Regions from separate parts of the Homo sapiens genome. Here all the other regions are linked to region 2. A link is an interaction called in ENCODE POLR2A ChIA-PET data of the cell type or tissue named here. Cell type or tissue: GM12878. All regions are shown on one strand. Region 1 has its middle 78 kb from the start of LPGAT1-AS1. Region 2 overlaps INTS7 (integrator complex subunit 7). Region 3 has its middle 100 kb from the start of INTS7.

The links. Peaks named below come from ENCODE experiments on the same cell type or tissue, not always from the same donor. Only the 100,000 strongest peaks of a DNase experiment are listed, where the experiment ranks them.
Region 1: POLR2A ChIA-PET joins it to region 2 with 5 read pairs; 1 of 35 experiments calls an interaction of 5 or more read pairs at or near these places.
Region 3: POLR2A ChIA-PET joins it to region 2 with 6 read pairs; 3 of 35 experiments call an interaction of 5 or more read pairs at or near these places.

The regions. Positions count from the first base shown.
Region 1 is chr1:211,904,837-211,912,836 of GRCh38, reverse strand. No RefSeq gene overlaps it. Among named protein-coding and RNA genes, the nearest start is that of LPGAT1-AS1, 78 kb to the right of the region's middle. In GM12878, no CTCF peak of the experiment used is centred here; a DNase peak (open chromatin) is centred at 4,176.
Region 2 is chr1:211,981,025-211,989,024 of GRCh38, reverse strand. It overlaps INTS7 (integrator complex subunit 7), which reads left to right. Exons shown (of 20, transcript NM_015434.4): 8 at 1,022-1,139; 9 at 6,215-6,349; 10 at 7,835-7,932. Among named protein-coding and RNA genes, the nearest start is that of INTS7, 51 kb to the left of the region's middle. In GM12878, no CTCF peak of the experiment used is centred here; DNase peaks (open chromatin) are centred at 2,154 and 3,244; H3K27ac peaks cover 2,329 bases.
Region 3 is chr1:211,930,812-211,938,811 of GRCh38, reverse strand. It overlaps the pseudogene LOC124904505. Among named protein-coding and RNA genes, the nearest start is that of INTS7, 100 kb to the left of the region's middle. RefSeq lists enhancers at 2,905-2,994, 3,045-3,324. In GM12878, no CTCF peak of the experiment used is centred here; a DNase peak (open chromatin) is centred at 3,201; H3K4me3 peaks cover 897 bases; H3K27ac peaks cover 4,437 bases.

The DNA.
Region 1 (8,000 bases), 76 kb after region 2:
TTGAAGACCAGCCGCCCCAACATGGTGAAATCCCATCTCTACTAAAAATACAAAATTAGCCTGGTGTGGTGGCAGGCCCCTGTAATCCCAGCTACTTGGGAGGCTGAGGCAGGAGAACTGCTTGAACCCGGGAGGCAGAGGTTGCAGTGAGCTGAGATCATGCTACTGCACTCCAGCCTGGGCAACAAGAGTGAAACTCTGTCAAAAAAAAAAAGGAGCAAAGATGGAATGAACTTCCCAGGAAGGCCACAACCCCCCTGTTCTCCTGCAGACCAGATGCCCATGTCACAGGGGGCGTGGATAGCAGAATCTCACCCTGGGAGGTGCCTGGCCCAGAAGACCCTCCAGGTCCCTTCCAAATCTCAGATTGTACAACCATAGGCTTATGTGGGAGTACAAATAAAATACACACTCATTTATTTAGGAAGCTGAAGTCTTATCCTGGCCAAAGGCAGTGACCCGAAATAAATGACTTCCTGAGATTCCTTTTATGAGGCTATAAATGGAAATTGCCCTTCCTATGAAAATATGATGACTCAACAAATATAACCAGGTAAACATGAGATGTGTGGCAATGTCCTGGGTGTTCAGAAAAGTCTCTCAGTCCACAGTCTTAGACTTTGAGAGGGAAGATATCTAATCACCATATGAACCTAACATTCCTAAATATAGTCATTACAGATGAGTACCTATGGGGGTAGCAAGGGCTGAAAGAGTGCATGATTGATTTGTAATAGCAAAGAAAGCTTGGGGGCATGTGGAGGCAGGAGTTTTAATAAGTTGTAACCAAGAGATGAGAGGGGTGGGGACTGAGAGAGGAAGAGAGGCCCTGCCCCACATCTCTGTGTTAATGTGAACAGCTTTGGTGGAGGAAAGAAGGCACATTGCCAGTGGAGGGAAGAAAGCACAATCTTTCCTAAACAGATCACAGATATCTTTATTGACTAATATAATAATTATAATCGGCTGGGCGCAGTGGCTCATGCCTGTAATTCCAGCACTTTGGGAGGCTGAGGTGGGCGGATCAGGAGTTGGAGACCAGCCTGCCCAACATGGTGAAACCCCGTCTCTACTAAAAATACAAAAATTAGCTGGGCGTGGTGTCATGCACCTGTAGTCCCAGCTACTCAGGAGGCTGAGGCAGAAGAATCGCTTGAACCTGGGAGGTGGAGGTTGCAGTGAGCCGAGATCGTGCCACTGCACTCCAGCCTGGGTGACAGATCAAGACTCCATCTCAAAAAATAATAATAATAATTAGAATTAGAATTATAATCTCCTCCATTTACTGAGGGCCCACTGGGCAGCAGTTGCTTTACATACATTATCTCATCAAATCAGTCCAATAGCCAGGTAAAGCAGTGACCATTGTCTCCAGGGACCAGGGGCCAGAGATATGAAGAACTATGGCTTTGGGGGTGCCTGCCTAACTCACAAGAGCCCTCTTCACTGCCCCTTGCCCACAGTGGTTGCTCCTAGCACCCTCCATTCAGTGTGAACCCTGCTGTCTGTCCTTGGCTGAGTCAGAGCCCCTCCCCGAGAGAGCACACATCTGGAATTGTGTCCAAGACAGATCCACGCTTTCCGTGGGATGGGAGCTGTAATTTGAAGCAAGGGCAAGGGATGGTCATATTCTGCTATGCTGAGACAGAGGAAGATGGGAGTAGGAGGTGGTCAGGGAGGGGAGGAGGGAGGGAGAGACAGAGACAGAGAGAGAGAGAAAGAGGAAGCAGATGCCTAGAGAGATACAGAGACAGAGAGAGGCACCACTTGGCTCCCTGTGGGTGGCTGCCCACTTCCCTGTTTTTGGTTCTTCCTGGGATCCGGGGCCTTCCTGCCCTCCAGTAAAGAGACAGCCCTATAGCTTTATAATAAATTGATTCTTATTACTTATGCCAGCTTGAGTGCCCATGACTCACAACCAATAAGCTCTTACTAATACAAGTGCTTTGTCTATTTGTTAAATAAGGAGCCAGTCTTCCAACACAAGTTTGCACCTATGCAGAGTCCATGAGGAGCTCCTGCTTCTTTTCTGTCTGCTTCAGAGTGGCAGTTTTAAAGTAACATTTCCTAAAAGGAGGTCTGGTGAGACAGCGTGCTCTTTGCATCATCAAGGTGGCCCCTGTGCCAATTAGGTGTCACCAGCCTGAGAGCCAGCTGCTCTGATGAGCACAGGAGCTGACCAGCAGCAATGAAGCTAGTTCACAGAGTTCAGTGGTCACACACCTATCTCCATCATCACATTCTCCCTAGAACAGTGGGCATCTTTCCTACAACACTGTTGCTTTCCACATTTTAATGGCATGGAGCAGGAGAAATTCCTTTAGGAGCTTGGCTTCCTAAGCCTCTGCCGTCTCCCAGCACTAGCTCCCACCTTCACTCTCACCACCCCAGAACTGCGCCTGCTTGCCACACACCTGCTTGTCAGAACTGCCACCTTCGCCACCGCTTCTCCCAAGCCTCCTCCTGGCCTCTGCCCACAGACTCCCTCCTGGTTGGCTTCACCCTGAACCTTGTCCCCATGTCTATGATAGCCCCGATGACACATTCCTGCTTCTACTTGCTTAGCTATCTGTCTCCCACTTCTACCCAGGGGCCCCTGAAGGGCAAGGTCTGTGTCCAGTTGGTGATGTGTCTCTAGTCCCTATCACAGTGGATGGCACATACTTCGTACTTAGTAAATGTCTGTAGAGTGAATGATTGAAAGAATAAATGAATGATTAAACAAACTCATTTTTTTTCCAGATTCATTTCATTCACTGTCCCTTCCCTCTGACATATGGAGCATGCTATGTTTTACTTCACTAACATTTCTTTTAGGATAAGTTTGTCTTCCCTGTTTCTTTGTGCAACTGAAGGACTTCAGAACAAGGGCTTCTTCCTCTTTCCTTTTCATACCTAGCACAAGGCTTCACATACAACTGGTGTCAATTTGTGTGTGTGTGTGTGTGTGTGTGTGTGTGTGTGTGTGGTTCTGAGTGTTTTGTTTTAGAGCTCAACATAATAATCTTCATGCTTATTCTTTCCCAGGGAGCTTCCCAAATAGCAATGTCGTTGGTGTCCTGTCCTTTTCTTCCTCTCCTTATGGATGCTCGCTTCTTGACGGTGGACATAGTTCAACATGAGGCTTTAGATTCAACGGGAGTGACCTTTCGCTTAGGCAATCCAGACAGGAATTTACTCAAACATCCAAAAATAGAGACATCTATTTAATCGCCCTAATTGAACTTAGGAAAATCTATCACATCACATTCCTGCACTTTCTGACCTGCCTGAACAGAACAAACAAGAAGTGAAGTGCCTACTGGGGGATCACCCCTGTCCCCATCAGTTAGGCAGCAGGTGCACGCATGCAATGGGTGAGCTCCTGCAGTGGGGGGCTACATAACACGTGCCCCCCTGCTGCTGTAGCCCTTACAGGCTGTTTCCTTCCCACGGCAAGCCAGTGATAGTGGCCTTGAGGCTATAGGATGTGGCTATTAGAGGAGAGAGGGGTGAGAAGGGGAGAGCCAGCTAGGAGGGTCCTGGATGAGTGAGGAGAAGGCTGTGCATGGGTTATGTAGGTCGTCACCACCTCTCGGTGTTCAGGGTGCTGCTCCCCAGTAGTGGCACTTGCCATTTTACTAGACAACCCTTGACATTACATTGCTGCCACCACCTTTGCTCTGGGCCCTCTGGGCAGCAGCAGCTCCCTCTGCCATCCTGGATTACATCACTTGGTTTTAGGTGAGCCAGGACAGCCCCTGGAGAGGAATAAACATGCTGAAAGGGAATTCACAGGAAGGGGAACTGACATTTAAGTGCCTACTTTATGCCAGGCACTGTGCTAGGCTTTCTTTTTCCTTTTCTTTTTTTTTTAATTAAAGAGTGTAAATATGAAATTCATATATCTTAAATTAGTTATCAGAGCCCCACACAATTAATTTCTTTTTCCCATGTCTGGTTTGCTAAAAATTATTTAAGATCTCAATTCCCCACTGATTTGGCAAGATATGGTGAAATCGATAAAATATTTTTTTAGACTTAAAAAAAAAAGGAAATCCTGCCATTTGCAACAATATGTATGAAACTTGAGGCCATTATGCTAAATGAAGTAAGCCAGACTCAGAAAGACGAATACTGCATGATCTCACTTACACATGAAATCTAAAAAATGTTGAACTCATAGAAACAGAGAGCAGAGGGGTGATTACAGAAGTCAGGGTGTGGGAGAAATAGGGAAGTGTTGCTAAAAGGAACTAATTTGTAGTTGTAAGATGAATAAGTTCTGGAAACCTAAGGTACAGCATGGTGACTATAGTTAATAATAGATTGTATACCTGAAATTTGTTAAGAAAGTAGTTTGTTTTGTTTTTTTTTAAAGATAGAGTCTTGCTCTGTCTCCAGGCTGAGTGCAGTGGCATGATCTTGGCTCACTGCAGCCTCCACCTCCCGGGTTTAAACAATTCTTGTGCCTCAGCCTCCTGAGTAGCTGGAATTACAGGTGTGCACCACCATGCCCAGCCAATTTTTGTATTTTATTAGACATGGGGTTGTACCATGATGGCTAGGCTGGTCTCGAGCTCCTGACCTCAAGTGATCTGCCTGCCTTGGCCTCCCAAAATGCTGGGATTACAGGCGTGAGCCACTGCCTGAAAGTAGATCTTAAGTATCACCACATATACAGACACACACAAAGGTAACTATGTGAGGTGATGGATACATTACTTAGCCTAGATGTGGTAATTATTTTACAATGTATACATATATCAAAACATCATGTTGTACAACTTGAGTATATGCAATTCCTATTTGTCAATTCTACCTCAATAATGCTGAATAGAAATAAATTAAAATCAAAACCCCCCTGTTCACATTGGATCAATGGATAATGAACATATAGCCAACATGGGAAATTTTCAAAGAAAAGTAAATATATTACTTTAATCATTAAAAAAGATGTGAAATTGCTTGGCTTTTTGTAGATAATATACATGACAGGAGAACTGTGTCTTATATTTCTGGTCTTCTATGTAGCTCTGACTTTATGGTCAATATTCTGAGTCTCATTCTATTCTCAAAGCAGCAAAATAACTTGAAGGCTTGAGATTGAACATTTTTGGTCTAATTGCTCACCAGAACCCATTTTCCTCCTCATCCCAGTCACATGTCTCAGCCTTCCTTGTAGTCAGATATGGCCAAGTGGATAAATTTCCTCCAAAGGAATGTGAGCACAAGTGCTGTGTGTCACTTCCAGGACTACACCTGAATGTGTTTCCTCCCCAGTCTCTTCCCCATTTCCACACATTGAGACTGAGACACAGCAATGATTCAACCAGGACCATGCAGATAACAGCAAGGCCTAGGGAATAGAGGAGCAACAAGATGGAAAAAACTTAGATCCCTGAATGATTAGGTGGAACAGAGCCACCTACTCCTTGGAATGCCCACCTTGAACTGATATGTGAGAAAAAAACCAAACTTTTATCTTTTTTTTTTTTTTTTTTTTTTTTGTGACAGTGTTTTACTTTGTCACCCAGGCTGGAGTGCATGGCGCCAACTCAGCTCACTCCAGCCTCAACTTCCCAGGTTCAAGCCATCCTCCTGCCTCAGCCCCCCAAGTAGCTGGAACTGCAGGCGCACACCACCATGCCCAGCTAATTTTTGTACTTTTAGTAGAGACAGGGTTTCGCCATGTTGCCCAGGCTGCTCTTGAACTCCTGGCCTCAAGCGATCTGCCAGCCTCAGCCTCCCAAAGTGCTGGATTACAGGTGTGAGCCACTGTGCCCGGCCTCTTTTATTTTCTTTAAGGTATGGAATTATTGATTGGTCTCTGTTAGAGAAACCTAATGTTATACTAATATAGAAATTAGTATAGAAAATACAGCATTGCTTTTATCAAAATCTGAAATATGTGGCATTGTCTCAGCAGTTGAGCGATAAGAAAATTGATATTATGTACTGGAAAGCCAGTGTCCTTTTTATGCTGAGGCAAAAAAAAGTTTGGCAATAATAATAATAATAATAATAATAATAAGAAGAAGAAGAAGAAGAAGAAGAAGAAGAAGAAGAAAAATAAAAAGAAGAAGAAGAAGAAAAATAAAAAGAAGAAGAAGACAAAGAAGAACTATACCCAGGAAAGAACTTTGGGAGTGGTGACTGGTCCATGGAGCTGACTGTAACCTTCTCAGTTTTTGAGGGAACTAATTGGCAAATAAATTGCAAGCCTCATCAGTAAAAAACTCTTTAAGCATTTATGCCTTAAAGCAGCACTTGGGCCCCCACGTCTGCACCAGCAGGACCAAGCTGTGAAATCTGCATTGCTCCTAAGAGGGCTTAATCCAATACTCACTTTGTATGTTGCAAGAGGGGATAATGGATGAAGAACCTCAAAGAAGGCAAAGCCATCAGTCATGAGGGACCATGGACATACCTCTTCCATACTTTTACCACTTCCTGCCCACTGGGATTAACCAGGTTGTTGCATGTAGCTACTGGTCATTCATTTTCATTGCTCAGTAGTATTCCATTGTAAGAGTATACCATAGTTATTTATCTATTCTTCACTGATGGATGTTTAGGTTGTTTCTAGCTTTTTTTTTTTTTTTTTGCCAAAATGTACATGAACATTCTTGTACATACTTCTAGTTGCACCTGTGCGCAGATTCCTCTGGGGTATATTCTTAGGAGTACAATTGATGAGCTGTTGAGTACTGTACTAGAAATGCCAAACTGAAAGGGGTCGTACCAGTTATACTTCTTCATGTGATATATTTGTGTTCCCTTTGTTTCATAGTCTTGTTTGCTATCTTCAGGTGTTTTAATGTGGCAACCTTGTAAATATCTACTAGTGTATATATGGGGTTTAATTTACATTTTCCAATTACTAATAAGGCTGAATATTTTTCATGTTGTTTATTGGCCATTTGTAGTTTCTCTTTTGTGCCTATTCAAAACCTTTGGAGAGAGCTCCTGGGTTATCTATCATTTTTATGTTAATCTGTAGGAATTCTTTTATGTAATAATTAATCTTTTACATAATGTTGCAAATATGTTCTCTCACCTTGTGGCTTGTCTTTTTACTCTCTATCTGGTGTTTTGATGAACAGAGTAGTTAAATTTAATATGGTTAAACTTACCTATCTTTTTATCCCTCAGTCTGTATCTCTTCCTATCTATGGTTCACGTTCAGGATCTCTGAAAGCTCATCTAATTGGTTGACCAGGCACAGTATAGGGAAATGTGGTGTGGTTGATACTCTCATACCAGACCATTTCCTAGGTCCTGGGCCACCTATGGATGTCTGCCTTGGGGTCAATGCGAATCTCTGGATCTAGTAGCTGGGGCCTAAGATGGAGAGTACCACTTAATTTTTATTTACTTATTTGTTTTTTTTTTTGAGACAGGGCTCACTCTGTTGCCCAGGATGGAGTGCAGTGGCCCTATCTTGGCTCACTGCAACCTCCCGCTCCTGGGTTCAAGAGATTCTCCTGCCTCAGCCTCCCAAGTTGCTGGGATTGCAGACACCCGCCACCATGCCTGGCTAATTTTTGTATTTTTAGTAGAGATGGGGTTTCACTATGTGGGCCAGGCTGATCATGAACTCCTGGCCTCCTGTGATCCACCCACCTCAGCCTCCAAAAATGCTGGGATTACAGGTATGAGCCACCATGCCTGGCCTAGAATACCATTAAAAGCAATAAATAGGCCAGGCGTGGTGGCTCATGCTTGTAATCTCAGTACTTTGGGAGGCCAAGGCAGGTGAAACACATGAGGCCAGGAGTTTGTGACCAGCCTGGCCCACAAGGCAAAACCCATCGCTAATAAAAATACAAAACTTACCTGGGTGTGGTGGTGGGGGCTTGTAATCCCAGCTACTTGGGAGGCTGAGGCAGGAGCATCACTTGAAACCAGGAGACGGAGGCTGCAATGAGCTGGGATTGCACCACTGCACTCCAGCCTGAGCAACAGAGTGCGACTCTGTCACAAAATAATAATAAAATTAAAATAAATAAATAAATAAT
Region 2 (8,000 bases):
TTATTTGACTTGTTATATTACATGCAGTTATATGATACAGAATCATGTGATAAAGGATAAGGCAAGAGTCACTGTACTGTGATTATGTATTCATAGTTCACTGCATTGAAAGAAAAACTAGCATCTTATTTTTGGTAATACTTCAAACTACCTGGTCAAGAGTAGAGTAAATGCCAGAAATGGGAGGAAGATAGCTCTGTTCACTTAGAAACCAGATAGAATTCCATATTCCCTGTTATTTTTAAAAATTACACATATATGAAATAATATTCATATCTCTCCTAAGCAAAATATGGTGGGGGTTTCAGAATAGTTTTACATTTACAGAAAAATCGAGACGATAGTACACAGGGTTCCCACATTCCCCCACCATTTCCCCTATTATTGACATGTTACAATAGTATAGTACTTTTGTTATAAATGAACCAATATTGATACATTGTTATTATTAACCAAAGTTCATTCTTTATTCATAATTCTTTAGTTTTTCCCTAGTGTCGTTTTTATGTATCAACATAGTTTACATTTAGTTATCCTGCCTCCTGAGGCTCCCCTAAAGAGTTTGGAAGTTTGACCTAGTGCTTTTTTTGTTTTTTTTTTTTTGAGACAGGGTCTTGCTCTGTCCCCCAGGCTGGAGTGCAGTGGCGTGAACATGGTTTATAGCAGTCTCGACCTCCTGGGCTTGAGCGATCCTTCTGCCTCAGCCTCCCAAGTAGCTGGGACCACAGGCACGTACCACCATACCCAGCTAATTTTTCGAATTTTTGTAGAGACAAGGCCTCACTTTGAGCCCAGGCTGGTCTCAAACTCCTGAGCTAGAGTGATCCTCCCACCTCAGCCTCCCAAACTGGTGGGATTACCAGAATGAGCCACTGCACCTGGCCTCGATTTAAGTTTTTTAACATGAAAAAAAGTCCTTAATATATAATTTTTCTAAAAGCCAGAAAATGTAAATGGAGTAGACAGTTTAGAAGTATATTGATGTTTTAACTTCTATATTCATTTCTCTTCTGCATTCCAGGCACTTTGTGAGTGTGCCCTCCAGACTCCTTATGACAGCTTAAAACTAGGGATGTTGTCTGTCCTTTCCACACTATCAGGGACCATCGCCATCAAACATTACTTCAGTATAGTTCCAGGTAAGGAAAAGACAGGAGATACCATATAAATAATGTGCTAACTCCTTTATCCATATTTATGTTTCAGGTTGTTTCTTCTATAAAGCTTTAACATCAGGGAAAAAAATCTCATACTCCATTGCATGCTAGTGATTTATTTGAACATGATTTCTTAACTAATGCCTATGATAACAACATCTCGCATCCTTGATCTTAAGTCAATAATATATTTTTCTAGGTTTGTCCTTTTTTTTTTGAATTATATGTGGGTGAAAATATTTTTGAGGATGCTTAAAATAGTTGGTTTGCTTTTGTGTATCTCTGACTCAAAGTGCCCTTTGAATTTAAGTACATTTCAAAGGTCAAGTAGTAGTGAGTTTTAAAAGCAAATGTCATATGCTTCCTTTTAGGTGCATATTATTTCTCTGGAAAACAATTAAAATAAAACTTGACTCCAGCCCAATAACACTTTCCTAGTTACCTATTCAAGATGATTAACTCTAAAATGCTTTCATTAATGCCCGGTAAGGAGCTTGCTTACCTAACAGACTTAAAGCTAAACTTTTTTGTCATTTTGGGTTTTTTTTTGTTGTTGTTGTTGTTTTGTTTTAAGACAGAGTCTCACTCTGTTACCCAGGCTGGAGTGCAGTGGGGGGATCTTGGCTTACTACAACCCCCACCTCCTAGTTTCAAGAAATTCTCTTGCCTCAGCCTCCCGAGTTGCTGGGACTACAGGCGCCCGCCACCATGGCTGGCTAATTTTTGTATTTTTAGTAGAGATGGAGTTTCACCATTCAGCCCAAGCTGGTCTGAAACTCCTGGCCTCAAGTGATCCACCCACCTTGCCCTTTCAAAGTGCTGGGGTTACAGGCATGAGCCACTGTGCCCAGGCTGGTTGTTTTGTTTTAATGCAAGTTTTGCGGAACCTCTATTGCTTCCTTTTGTAGTCAGTTAGTTTGAATTAAAGAACTGTAATGTACATTTGTTTGTCCCTTTTATGGCCGCATAGTATATGATACTTTCTAGGTGTAGGGAATTCCCTGCCACGTAAGTCTTAATAGGAAGCTAAAAAGACCTGATACTCCGTTGTCACACCTCCCTTCCAGCTAGTGTGCTTACATGTGGCTTGGACTCAACTAATCATTTCCATGCCACAGACTGAATTGGGAGCCAGTAACAACAAGAAAGTAGGGATATGAGAGAATGGGGATATGGTGATGTAGCAATGACAGAGCAACATTTGTTTCCAGAATATACTCTAGCAGTGGGTGTTTGCTATGTCTGGTACCCTGTAACAGAAGTTAAGCTGTGACATGAAATAATCAGTAACAATGGCTGCTGTGTCCTCACTGGACTAATTCCATGCATGGTCTTTTGGGCTGTGGTCTTGGTTGCTCCCTGGCGTTTTTCTTATTTATTTTCTGACCTTGTTTTTCTATTAGTTTTGCAGGCTTTCCAGTGATTCTCTGAAGTACATTATCAGTTATCTATTGCTACATAACAAAATCACCCCAAACCGAGTAGCTTAAAACCATGACCTTTTTATTTGCTCTAATTATGTCAATCAACCATTTTGACTGTACTCAGGTGGGCAGTCCTATTGGCCTCACTTGGGGTCACTTGTGTGATTATGGTCATGTATGACCAGGATTGGATGGTCTAAGACGGCCTCATTCACATGCTAGAAATTGAAAGGCTTTCTGCTGAGGCACCTTAGTTTTTATCCATGTGACTCTTGGTGGGCTAACTTGGGTTTGTTTTCAGGATGTTGGTTGGAGCCAAAAGAAAGCAAGCCACCAACACAAAAGCATTTGTCAACCTTTTGCTTGCAGCCTGTTTTCCAATGCTTTATTGGCCAAAGCAAGTCACATGGAATTGGAAGATCACATGGTAAAGGAGCATGTCCACAAGGGATGTGAGAAATTATCACAGCCTTCTTTATAAACAACGTACCATATACCTAGGGTGCTTTCAATGTATTCTTTTTCTGCATAAATCACCCAGTGTGTTTCTTAGCTTGCAGTTAACATCCTTCACCAACATTGCACTTTGAAAGAGCTGTGATAGACAAAGTCTTAATCATATAATAGATGAGAGCTTTCCCATACAAGTAGCCTTTCAAGTGAGGCATATGCAAAGGAGTTTATAAGTATTGAAACTGAGACTCACAAAGGTTTGACGGTATGTCCAAAGTTCACATAGTTGTGAAGTGTCTGAGCCTAGGCCTGAACTCAGCGGTCTGACTCAGAATTCTCTTTTTTGTACCAAACTGACTTACATGCACAATAACTTTCTTTTTCTTTATTTTTTAATTCCAAAGACATGTATTAGCATTATGTTGGGTTATAATACTTAAACACTTTTCAAGCTAGGTATTTGTCCTTTTATTGAAGTTTGTTAATTTTGGCTTATATATGGAATTAAGCAAAGGCTTAAATAAATAGATAATATTTATAAAAAATAAAATCAAGGATTTTCCAAAGTTACATTATTTCCATAAATAATGGTAAATCTTTATTTCCGTTTATTATGTTTTTTCAATGTAGCCAAAAGTAGTTTAAAAAGCAAACTTAAATTTAGTATGTCTAAATCATCACTAACAAATGGCTCAAATATATAAGATGTTCAATATCAGACATATTTAAGAAAAAGGCACCTTAAAACAACACTTGAAATAATTTTAATCCATCAGATTGGCAAGGATTTAGAAGTTTGATAAACATGGTGTGTTGACAAGGGTGTGGGTAAGCAGTCATTACTGCTGCGAATATAAATTATTAAACTTGTACATAGATGATTTGGAAATACTCATTAAATTACAGATAACCCAGACTTTCCACTTCTAGGAATTTATCTTATTTACATAGTCACACATTGAGAAATGGCATATATACAAGATTATTCTGAGCACCATTTTATATAATAGCAAAATATTATTTCTTAGTAGAGGATGTAATAGCATTAAAAGATCATCAATAGAGGACTCAAAGAAATTATGACACATCACTGCAATAAAAATCAATGCAGTTTACTAAAAAGAAAATATGGCACGGAGCAGTCTCCATGATACAATATTTAAAGAGAAATAAAACAAGATGGAAAACAGTATGTGAAAAGGAAAAAGAAAGAAAGGAATAAATGTGCTTGTAAATTTATGGACTCTGGAATGATACACAAGAAGCTGATAACATTGGGTGGGGGAGGAAAACTTTTCTCTCACTAGCCTTTTACCATTTTCTACTCTTTGTTGTACCTTGTAAGCCTTGTGAGTTTATCTTAGAAAATCATTACTAAATAAATAAAAATTAAATTAAAAATAATCTTATTCCTAGAAAACATAGGAAAAGGCTCAGAAATATTAGATTTTAAAAGCAGAATATTGGCCAGTATCTACATATCCTGATTATATGTGAGTTTTTAAATTGTACTGTTGTACATAGGGGGAAAAAGATTTAAAAGAAATATTTCAGAAAATTAACAGTAAGGTCATGCTGGTTTGTGAAATTTGGTATGATTTTTGTATTGTTCTTTGGATTTTTCTGGGTTTTTTTTCTGAGTTTTCTATGGTGAGTGTTGGTAGGAATAAAACAAAGAAAAAACAAGTTATAAAACATGTTTGTAAATTTATAGATGACTCCGCATTGTCCATATCACATGGACAAAAAGAATAGAGGAAATACAATTTCCACAGTTTTGAAAAAATAAAGATATAGTTTCATCTTTCTAATGTTTTGCCTAACTTAAAAACACTGAAGGGGCCAGGCATGGTGGCTTACACTTTGGGAGGCTAAGATGGGAGGATCTTTTGAAGCCAAGAGTTTGAGACCAGCCTGAGCAACAAAGCAAGACCCATCTCTACAAAAAAAAATAACAAAATTAGCCAGGTATGGTGGCATGCACCTGTATTCTCAGCTACTTGGAAGCTGAGGTGGGAGGATCGCTGGAGTCCTGGAGTTTGAGACTATAGTGAGCTGTGATCTGTAGTAGGCCATGATCGCACCACTGCACTCCAGCCTGGGCAACAGAGTGAGACTCTGTCTCAAAAAAAAAACAAAACAAAACAAACAAAAACCCAAAAAACACTGAGGCTCTCTCTTAAACTTGTATTATATTAAACCAGAAATCAACAAAGTGACCATAGGTCCCATGTCACCACAGATATTCATGGTTTATGTCTATTGTAATTCTTAGTAGCGTCTCTTTCAGCCTCAAAAAATACGGTCACCCTTGGTATGAGAAACAAAGTTGAAGTTGACGAGAATCATGGAAAAATAAGCAGAGGAAAAGAAGACAGGAATGGGAGACTCTTTTAAGTAGTTGAACAAGCCCTAATCTCCTTGTTTTCTTGAAGCTTATTCAGTTATAACTGAGGGCTTCTCTACTGTAAATTACAATAGTTACAACATGAACCTTGCATTCCAGAATTTCAAATGTGAATTTTAAAAATTGCTGCAATCTATAGCATGGAATTTAAGGTATAAAGCAGAAGAGTATAATAACAGGGGCATTAGAACATGACTGATAAGTTTTATGAACTTAATGGCAAGATTCTTAAAATTTTGGGGCTTTGGGCTTTGATTCCACCTGTAAAAATAGGGTGTGTTAAATCAGATGATCCCAAAATTCTTTCCAGCTCTACAATCACGAATTCATATGAGGTATAAATGTGTGTCAGCAATCTGAGATGGAAAAAAAAAGCAAATTTAAATTTTTTTCTCTTTTCTCTCCTATCTTGAAAGTATGGTTTTGTCTGACAAGAGGCCTATAATGATACCTGTTTTAATCAGAATTCATTTGAACTCTTAGGATAGTTGTTTTGGCTTTTGTACTGTTAGTCAATTTTTATTAATATTTTTTAAGAAATTATACGTTGATTTTAGATCTTAGTCATTACGAAACTGTTGGCACATACCTATTTCAAGTACCTTAATGGAGAGAAATGCTGATATGTATTGATAGTGGGATTGTGGTAGGAAATTTTGTTGAAGTTTATTGTTAGAGACTTTTCTCAAAAATTAAGAAAATTGAACCTATGAGCTGAACTGCTTTTGAACTATTTGAATTACAATTTCTACTACTTTTCTCTGCTTTTTTAGGAAATGTGAGTTCTTCTCCCAGATCTTCTGATTTAGTCAAATTAGCCCAAGAGTGCTGTTACCATAATAACAGGGGCATTGCAGCTCATGGAGTTAGAGTCCTAACTAATATAACTGTTTCTTGTCAAGAAAAGGGTAAGTTTGATCAGGACTGATATTACGTATAAACTTTGGTTTAGACCTTGGACAGAATTCTGTTTGATTTTTTTTTAATCCCTTATTTTTAGCCTGTGTGCCTTGATCTACAAATTGACTCCTTTCAAAGTGTTCTTAGAGCATGTGTTCTTAAGACTACTTTATCCTTGTGAAAAATAATAAAGAGATGAAGACCTTGGGAGTGGAATTGAAAGGTTTTATGGAGCATTGCCCATTTCCTTCCACTGCTTACCTTTGCATATATGGTGCATATATGGTGGATAAAGATTGCTTAGGACTCTACCCCTTTTGTATAAGGTGGTATGTTCACTTATACAAAAACCTAGAAAATTTACTTAGGTTCTCCAGGGACTTAAATAACAAATAGTTTCACCTAGAGGCAAGTGAATTCACAGACCAATGTGAATTAAATTTTCACAGAATTTACTCTAGGTATATGTGGCATTAAACTGACTTGCATAATCAAGGAGGACATGCAAGGAAAATAATGCACATATTTTGTTGTCTACCTAACATCTTTTGACTTGTGTTCAAGAACAAGAAATGCATTTTGGATATTCCATCTGTTTCAGTGCTGATTTTGATCTTCATTAAGGATTACAAGCTCAGTGGTTCCTCTTATCCCCCCTAGCCTTCAGCACTGCTTGTTCCTAGTACCTGTTTTTTTCTAGCAACCTGACCTTCACTAGCCTTTACTCTGTTTGCCAAGCTCCTGCACTCAGGAAACATTTCTTAAAGTTGAAAGTTGATTCTGATTTGGATAATTAAGCCTGTTTTATATTGGCATCACAAAGAGTATTTTCTTCCATGTAACACAGAAAACTGCTGTATGTTCTCAACACTGAAATATATTAACCTAAAGGTAACTAATATATTCAGAACTTTCTAAAACCTTCAGAGAAATTTTAACCCTATGGTAGTGAAAAGATGTTCTAGTGCTGCTATTTCATGAGACATCTAAGAGGTTCATTCTTTATGGTCAGACTTAAAACAGTAATAAGGTTATGTGGAGACCTTATTATTTCCTAAAAGTGGTTCAGCTTTCATTAGAAGCTGAAAACTGTTATATCTTAGGTAAAAATGGACCTGCATAATTTATTTCTGATTAGGGAGATTAACACATACTGCATAGTTTGCTGTTCTTAGTATTTTCCTTAGCTAAGCTGGTGACACTATTTCAGTTTTGCTTTATTTATAGCTTTGTGGCTTTAGCTCTTGATTTAATGTGTATATTTTTATAAATACTTCAATAAAGTGGTAGAAATAAAGTCTGAAGATAGACTTTACATTCTAGAAGTAATGCCACATGTACTTTTTCAAGGAAGGTTAGGTTCATCCATTTAATAATTCCCTATATCTTAAACTCCTTAATGTTTTTTCTAAGAGAGTGTGTATGCATGTATATGTGTGTGTGTTTGTACACACATCACTTGACCATCATAAAGTTTACTGTTTTTCTTCTAGATCTTTTGGCACTGGAACAAGATGCTGTCTTTGGCCTGGAATCCCTACTGGTACTTTGTAGTCAAGATGATAGTCCAGGTGCTCAGGCCACTTTAAAGGTGAAAACTTTTATTTATTAAGTTGTAATAGATATATATGATGGTCTTAGGCAATAGAAAGCAAAGTT
Region 3 (8,000 bases), 50 kb after region 2:
TATATTGTTACAATTGTTCTATTTTATAATCACTTAATCTCTTTACTGTGCCTATTTTATAAATTAAACTTTGGCATAGGTGTGTATGTATAGGAAAAAATGTAGTGTATATAGGGTTTGGTACTATCCTCAGTCATAGGCATCCACTGGGGATCTTGGAACGTATCTCCTACTGATAAGGGGGACTGCTGTGTAGTCCAGTGACTGAGAGCACCAGCCTTTGGGGCCATACTGCCGAGGTTCCAATCTTAACTTTATGACCTTGGACAAGCTACTTAGTCTCTCTATGCCTCAATTTCCTTATTCCTAATAGAGAAACATATTAGTGTTTCATGGGGTAGGTATGAGAATTAAGTGAGTTAGTATAGAATTTACTTAGAACATGCTTGGCATATAGTAAAACAGATATATAAGCATTTGCTTTTATTATTACTACTACTGTCATTATCCTCCTTAGTATTTTTTTTTCCAAAGTGTTAGATCAGTTCTCACTGAGCATTTTATTACCTTGTCTCTGCTATTAAACACATTTAAGCTATCTTTCCTAATGCAATTTGGGTACATTGAGTAATAATGATCTAAACAAAATAGAATTTCTGTCTACTATGCTATAAATCATTTAATTAAAATATGTAAAGGCAGACATACAAGGAAATATATGTAAATACATTCTGCTGATTGCCTTCAGTGATGATAGCAATAGAATGTTGACTATTCAGAAATTAATGTATTCCAGCTTAAACTAAGACCTTCAGACATAACCTTTCTAGCGCAAACCAACCAAGATAGCAGGCAATTTGCAACTGGGGAATATGCCATTTCTCATGTTAAGATACTGTTCAGAGAAGAACAAACCAATTAGACAAGATCCTCAGACTAGGGTCCCAGAGAAGTCAGTTTAAATTCTATTTATAAGACTCATCATTAATCCTTAGATAAGTCACTTGATCTTTCTGTGCCAATACCTGCCAACAGAATATTGAGAATAAGATGACCTGGCACTTGGTATGTAGAGTATAGGCACCACTGACCAACAGAACTTTCTGTAATGATGGAGGCGTTCTAAATTTGCACTAACCGCTACAGCCACTGGCCACATGTAGCTATTGAGTACTTAAAATATGGCTAGTGTGATTGAGGAACTGAATTAATTTACTTTTAATTCAGTTAAATTTAATTATTTTATTTATTTATTTATTTATTTATTTATTTATTTATTTAGAGATGGAGTTTTGCTCTTGTTGCCTGGGGTGGAGTGCAATGGTGCGATCTCAGCTCACTGCAACCTCCGCCTCCCAGGTTCAAGTGATTCTCCTGCCTCAGCCTCCCAAGTATCTGGGATTACAGGCATGTGCCACCACACCCGGCTAATTTTGTATTTTTAGTAAAGGTGGAGTTTCATCATGTTGGTCAGGCTGGTCTTGAACTCCTGACCTCCAGTGATCCACCCCCATCGGCCTCCCAAAGTGCTAGGATTACAGGCATGAGCCACCATGCCCGGCCTCCTTCAGTTAAATGGCTTCATGTGGCTACTGCCTATGGAGTTGGAAAGTGCAGGGAATGAAAAATGAAAAAATGAGAACTGTTACCTTAAGACCTAGATGACCCTTAAGTGGATTTCTAGATAAGGGGGCCTACATTGGAATTCTTTGACTCACTAAAAGTTCCACACGAAAGAGTGTATAGATGACAAGGAGGGTATTTAGGTTCATGCGTTTGCTTTGCTTCTAGTATTAAATACTATGTTGAGGCCGGGCACGGTGGCTCACGCCTGTAATCCCTGCACTTTGGGAGGCCGAGGCGGGCAGATCACAAGGTCAGGAGATCGAGACCATCCTGGCTAACACAGTGAAACCCCGTCTCTACTAAAAATACAAAAAATTAGCCAGGCGTGGTGGCAGGCACCTGTAGTCCCAGCTACTTGGGAGGCTGAGGCAGGAGAATGGTGTGAACCCAGGTGGCGGAGCTTGTAGTGAGCCGAGATTGCGCCACTGCACTCCAGCCTGGGCGACAGAGCGAGACTCCGTCTCAAAAAAAAAAAATACTATGTTGCTCAATCAAACCCTGTTCTTTGCACAATGCCTTGGACTTAGCCTTTACCAGTCACATAGACAATAACAGTATGATGAGATGTAGTGAGAAGTCTAAAGTCTGGTGAGTTGGCTTAATTTGATTTTATTTTCTTCCTTCAACCATAATAATATGATATCCAGATTTTGTCTTTATGGAAGGATCTGTAAACACAGGCTTACCCATCCCACTTACAGGCAAGGCAAATGCTGCTTCTTGAAAAGCGGGGGTCTGGGTCATTATCCTCCTTACCCAAGTTGTCCCCTGGCCTGGCTTTTATCTTCACTATATTGTGGAGACACTTCATTGAGTCTCATACTAGATTTTAACTTTTCCATGGCTTCCGTCGTTTTGCCATGTTTTTCGCGTAGAATGTGTCTGTTTGCTGTGTCGCCACCCACTTTGGGGCCCTGAGCCTTCTCATCAGCACTGTTGCTCCCAGAGACATGTCCCCATTTCCCCCTTTTCCAGAACCGTTTTTTCCTTTGGGCATCATTTTTGAAATTTGCTGTTCTAAAAATATTTTGTTGTTGTTTCCAGATAATTTTTTAAGTAAAATTAATAAAGATGGGGTAATGCCAAATGAATTATAACAATCAGGAAAAAAATGAGCATCTCAAATACCCAGAAAGGATGTTTTGAAGAAAATTACATGGTATGCAGAGAAGAAATACTCTCTAACTCAACTTTCTTTGGTTTTCTTGGTGATTTCATTTGAGGGTTTTGATGAATTTATTTGTGGTGATGAGTTAAAAATGTGTAAAGGATTAGGACAAATAAAAGGGAACTAAATTACACTAAGGAATTATGAGAAGATACCGGTGTCTACCCTCTCCTGTTTCCTAAGACCATGGAAGGTGAAAATAGGCTGGAGTTTCCCTCCATCCCCCACTGGAAGCAGTGGAGCTAATGATGCTTTCTATTTATGTCATCTTGCCCTGATGGCATGAAAGAGTAGTGAGATGAGGAAAGTGATGATGAATTGTTAACACTTGCTCCTGCCTTGCTTTGCCTTCATATCCCACCCACCAGCAAAAGCGGACATCCTGTGATTAGGAGGTTCACAGGAGAAGCAGAAGAGAAGACTACTGTGGAAATGCAAATGGAGGAGAGGGACTCTCCCTGTGAGAGCACAACACGTCGCCAGGCCTGAGCTGGCCGTGGGAGAGTCAAAAGGAAACTGACAGGGAGAACCCCCAAGCAACTTGGAGTCTCACTGGACAGAATAAGGCCTATTTTTAGAAAATGTGGCGAGGGCTTAAAAAAAGTGACAAAACACAAAAGAGTGCCATTTCTGAAATTCATGATAGTGTCCCCTTGTATGTAACACTCGGGAGAGGATCTTAAGTAATTTAAAAACTGGCCATCGTTTGGCATTTTCTTCTTTTGCAGCATTTAGAATGCGTGTGTCCCTTCTCAGCCTCTTCTTGATGTAATTCAAACAATTGAGCACCTACTACTTGTTATCCAGAGAGGGGCAAAAGAGCATTTCGAAAAAAAAAAGGCCCCTAAAGTGTGAAGGAAATATTTAACTTCAAGGAGACAGGAGTTTACACTTAAAAAAAAGTTAAATACTGTCTCCTTACAGAAACTGCTGCTGCCTCTGGCCAGGCTGCTGGATGATTTGAACCCCTCCGTGTCACATTTCAAGGTATTGGAGTATTAGGGAGAAATAAGTATAGTCACAGAATCCCTTCAGCAACATCAGAGCTATCCTACTCAATGGTTACCATGTCCCTTGGGATGCTCAAAAGCATATTAGCCTGGCTAGAATTGTTGTCTCTGAGAGTGAGCACATCTGGAATCTCCTTGAGGGCTGTTGACACATGAGAGGGCCTGAGAATCTGTCCTAGGCACTAATTCCCCCTGCCCCCCACCCACTCCCAAGTGGCTGACCAGGAGTAGCTGATGAAAAGAAAACACTCCTGAGCACTGAAGGTAACTCAGCTGACATCACAAGGCACTGCAGCTCAATCAGCATTTGTCAGAGAAGGAATTCGAACACAGATTTTCCGGATGTATGCTAAAGGCATGGCCAGCAAGGGCATAAACCATTTTGAGAAGGTATTCTTTGATTCATGCACGAGATGTCTGTCAAACACACACAGCATAGCAGGTGCTGGGAATACAGTGGTGGCCAAGCTCCTGGGGTTCACGGCCATGCCACCCCCTCTTTCCTGCAGAGACCATGGGAGGGAGGGTGGTGAGAAACACATTCTGACCGTGACTATTCAGGGTGAGCCTGAGCTTCCTCACGTGGCTGATCATGTTCTCCAGTGAAAGGAGAAAGGAATGGGTTTGGACAGGACTCCCCAGGGCAGAGCCACTGCAGTTCCCTGTGCAGCCCTTCACAAAGGCTCACTCACCCTGTGTCTCCTTTGGTATTTAACCATCCTCACAACCCACTAAGTTTTTCTTATATCCAACCTAAACCACTCATTGCAATCTTTTAATTTTTACTTTTTAAAAATGAGGGGTCTGTCACCCAGGCTGGAGCTTAATGGCGCAATAATAGCTCACTGCGGCCTCAACCTGAGTTCAAGGGATCCTCCCACTTCAGCCTCTCACTGCAATCTTAAGCCTGCTTCAATTCTCTGTGATTGGGGAAGATGGGAAACTCCCACAAAGCTTTGGCCAGAGGGAAATAACTCCTGTCAGAATTCAGTCTCCCCTGACACCAACTATTCCACATAGAAAAACCCATCTGTCTTTCCAGACCCTATAGAAACACCCTGACCCTGATTTGTCTAACCAAGCACGATCCTTCATATTTCTCTGTAACCAGTATTGTGTACACTCAGCTGCCCGACCCTGGGGTTGGCTGCAATGTGGATAAATGGTGGCTAATGTTATCAGGTCCTGTTAATGGGAACGAACAGCTCTCTCCACTGTCCCACACCCTATATCAGCCACCTGGCTATTCTCCGAGTCTCTGTTTCTTCTCATCACATCTCTCTGAGCCTTGGCCTCTTCATCTGTGAAAGGGGGCTCATAGTTACCCTGTTGAAGAGTTGTGAAGATTAAATGTGATAACACTCACAAAGCCTGGTGCCTGGCGGGTGCCCAACAGATATTGGTTGCCTTCCTCCTCAGTGGTGGATTGGCCAGCCTGGCCCAGTGGCCCAGAGAGCAGCGGGGACAGGAACTTCAGCCCTACAAAACAGTGACATTTCAGGTCATCTCTGCCTTAAAGAAGGATGACGTTCCAGGTCTCATTTGAGGACCTAGAAGGGACTAAAAGCTCTTAGACTCAAGAGGAATGTATCCTTTTCTGTTGGGAGGAGGGTATTTCCATCTCTCAGCCTTCCCTGTCAGCACAAGTATTGATCCCTGGGGAAGTGAGAGAGGGGGCAGGGGAGTGCCAGGAAGATATGGGAGAAGTATCACCAGTGCAGTGAGCCGACCCAGACATCCTGTCATTCTTTCTGAGACTTATTTGGTCAACTGCAAAATAAATGGGCTTATATCCAAAGTTAGTTTGCACCATCAAATCTACTGGACATAAGCCCCAAGGTTCAATGGGTGCTTCATACCTAACTGATCAGAACTCTTTCCCTACTAACAAGGTTTTGGAGAGTTTGCCACCCCCCAAAAATGGAGCAAGAAGCAAGGAAGTTTACATTGAGTATAAGGAAGAACTTAGTGAACTCTAGAAACAATTACATACTGAAAGAAGGAAGCATTCAGGCTTCATGGGTGCTTCTGAAGGGCCTTAAGACAGGAAGCCTGTTCAATCACAGAGGTGCATTTGCCAAGAGCCTCTCTGGAGGCAGAGGAATGGACTCTATGACCTCTTGGCCCTATTTTATCAGCAAGATTTCATGGAGGCCACAGCTGCAGACTTCCCAGCAGGAGGGCTTTGCCTGGGAGATGCGTTGTGGCCCAGCTCCCCACCAAACACATGCCTTCGAGACTAAGGGCTCAGGCAGTGCAGCCGCAGATATAAATAACCTTCGTGTGACTCTTTCTGTCCTTAGAGCGGATGCCTCCAGCCATTGCCCAGAATGGGATGGAGGGAACAGGAGAAGGGTGCACAGAGAAGTGGTGGGGGTGGAGTGGGGGTGGAGTTGGGGAGGGCTGGGGTTGACAGCTGAGAAGAGAGTGACGGTGAAGAGGCTGTGTTTTCTCTCACCTCCTAAGTGTGTGTGTCTGCATGTTTCTGTGAGATAGGTGTTCATGCAGGGAGAGGAGCTGTCCTACTTTTGGGGAACGGGGTGCTGTTCTTCACAACGTGCTTTCTTTCTTTTCCCACTACCATCATCCTAGTTCACAACCTCATTATGTCTTCCTGGAATATTGCTTTCACTTCCTAATTTCCTTGCTGCTAGTTTCAGTCTCCTCTGAGTGAACCTTTCTTACCATTGCTTCCCAATTCATTCTTCTTTTTTTTTTTTTTTAAATCTAGACAGAGTCTTACTCTGTTGCCCAGGCTGGAGTGCAGTGGCACGATCACAGCTCACTGCAGCCCTGACCTCCTGGGTTCAAGGGATCCCCCACCTCAGCTTCCTGGGTAGCTGGGATTACAGGCGCGTGCCACCACATCGGGCTAATTTTTTGTATTTTTTTGTAGAGGCGGGGTTTCACCACGTTGCCCAGGCTGGTCTCAAACTTTTGGGCTCAAGCAATCCACCCACCTTGGCCTCCCAAAGTGCTGGGATTACATATGTGAGCCCCCGCGCCAGCTGCAATTCACTCTTCTTGTTAAAAAAAAAAAAACAAAACTGGGTTCCCAATACAGTGCACATTCTTCAATATATCATTGAAGATCCTCCACAATTAGACACAGGCCTAGCAGCCAGACCTCTCTTTTCTTTTTTTTTTTTTGAGACGGAGTCTCGCTCTGTCGCCCAGGCTGGAGTGCAGTGGCGCAGTCTCGGCTCACCGCAAGCTCCGCCTCCCGGGTTCATGCCATTCTCCTGCCTCAGCCTCCCGAGTAGCTGGGACTACAGGCGCCTGCCACCACGCCCGGCTAATTTTTTGTATTTTTAGTAGAGACGGGGTTTCACCGTGTTAGCCAGGATGGTCTCGATCTCCTGACCTCGTGATCTGCCCGCCTCGGCCTCCCAAAGTGCTGGGATTACAGGCGTGAGCCACTGCACCCGGCCCAGACCTCTCTTTTCTACGGCCCTCTGTGTGTATCCCAGCCCGCAGTAAAACTGGCACCCTGGGCATTCCATGAGCTCAGTTTGCACTATCTTACCTTTGTGGCTTTGCTCATATTTTCCCTCTGTCTGAACACTCTTCCCTCCATCCGTGAAAAACCTGTTCGTCCTTCCATGTCCTGATTTCTAGCCAGACACAATACTCAGTATTCCTCCATAGCCCGTATCCCAATCCATCTGTGTGAAGCAGTCTAGCTGCATGGCCCTGGGGTCGGAGGCACTGTAGACAAATGGAGGCTAATGTTACCATGTCCTGCCAGGAGCAGCCAGCTCCCTCCACTGCCCCATGCCTCCCATCAGCTCCCTGGCTATTCTGGCCTCCAGCCCTGGTTCTCACCCTGGCTTGAAGCAATCCTGGCTGATCTGCCTGCTGGCCATCCCCAGTGTTCGCCTCGGAGACTGAGGCAGAGAGGCAAGCTGTCTGAGCTCTGAGCAGTGGAGAGGCTGGAGCAGGGCCTGCTAGTATCACAGAGGCTCACCGTGGGCCTCAAGTGCAGCTGAGGCTCTGAACTGAGGGCTGAGGTAGGAGGGAGTGGGCAGTGACTAAAACTTGCAAGAAAGTTTTAATTTTTTTAATTTTTTTTAAGAGTACTTATCTATCTCTTTCCTCCTAGTCATTCTCACCCTCCTCCAGCAGCAGCCTCCTCTTGGTCAGAATTTAGAATATGTTGTTGCTTTGGATGGCTGGGGTTTCAGTTTCCAGCTAGGTTCTTCCCTGTCCATCTTTCCTCCCTCCTGGCCCTTCTTTTTCCTAGACTATCTACTATG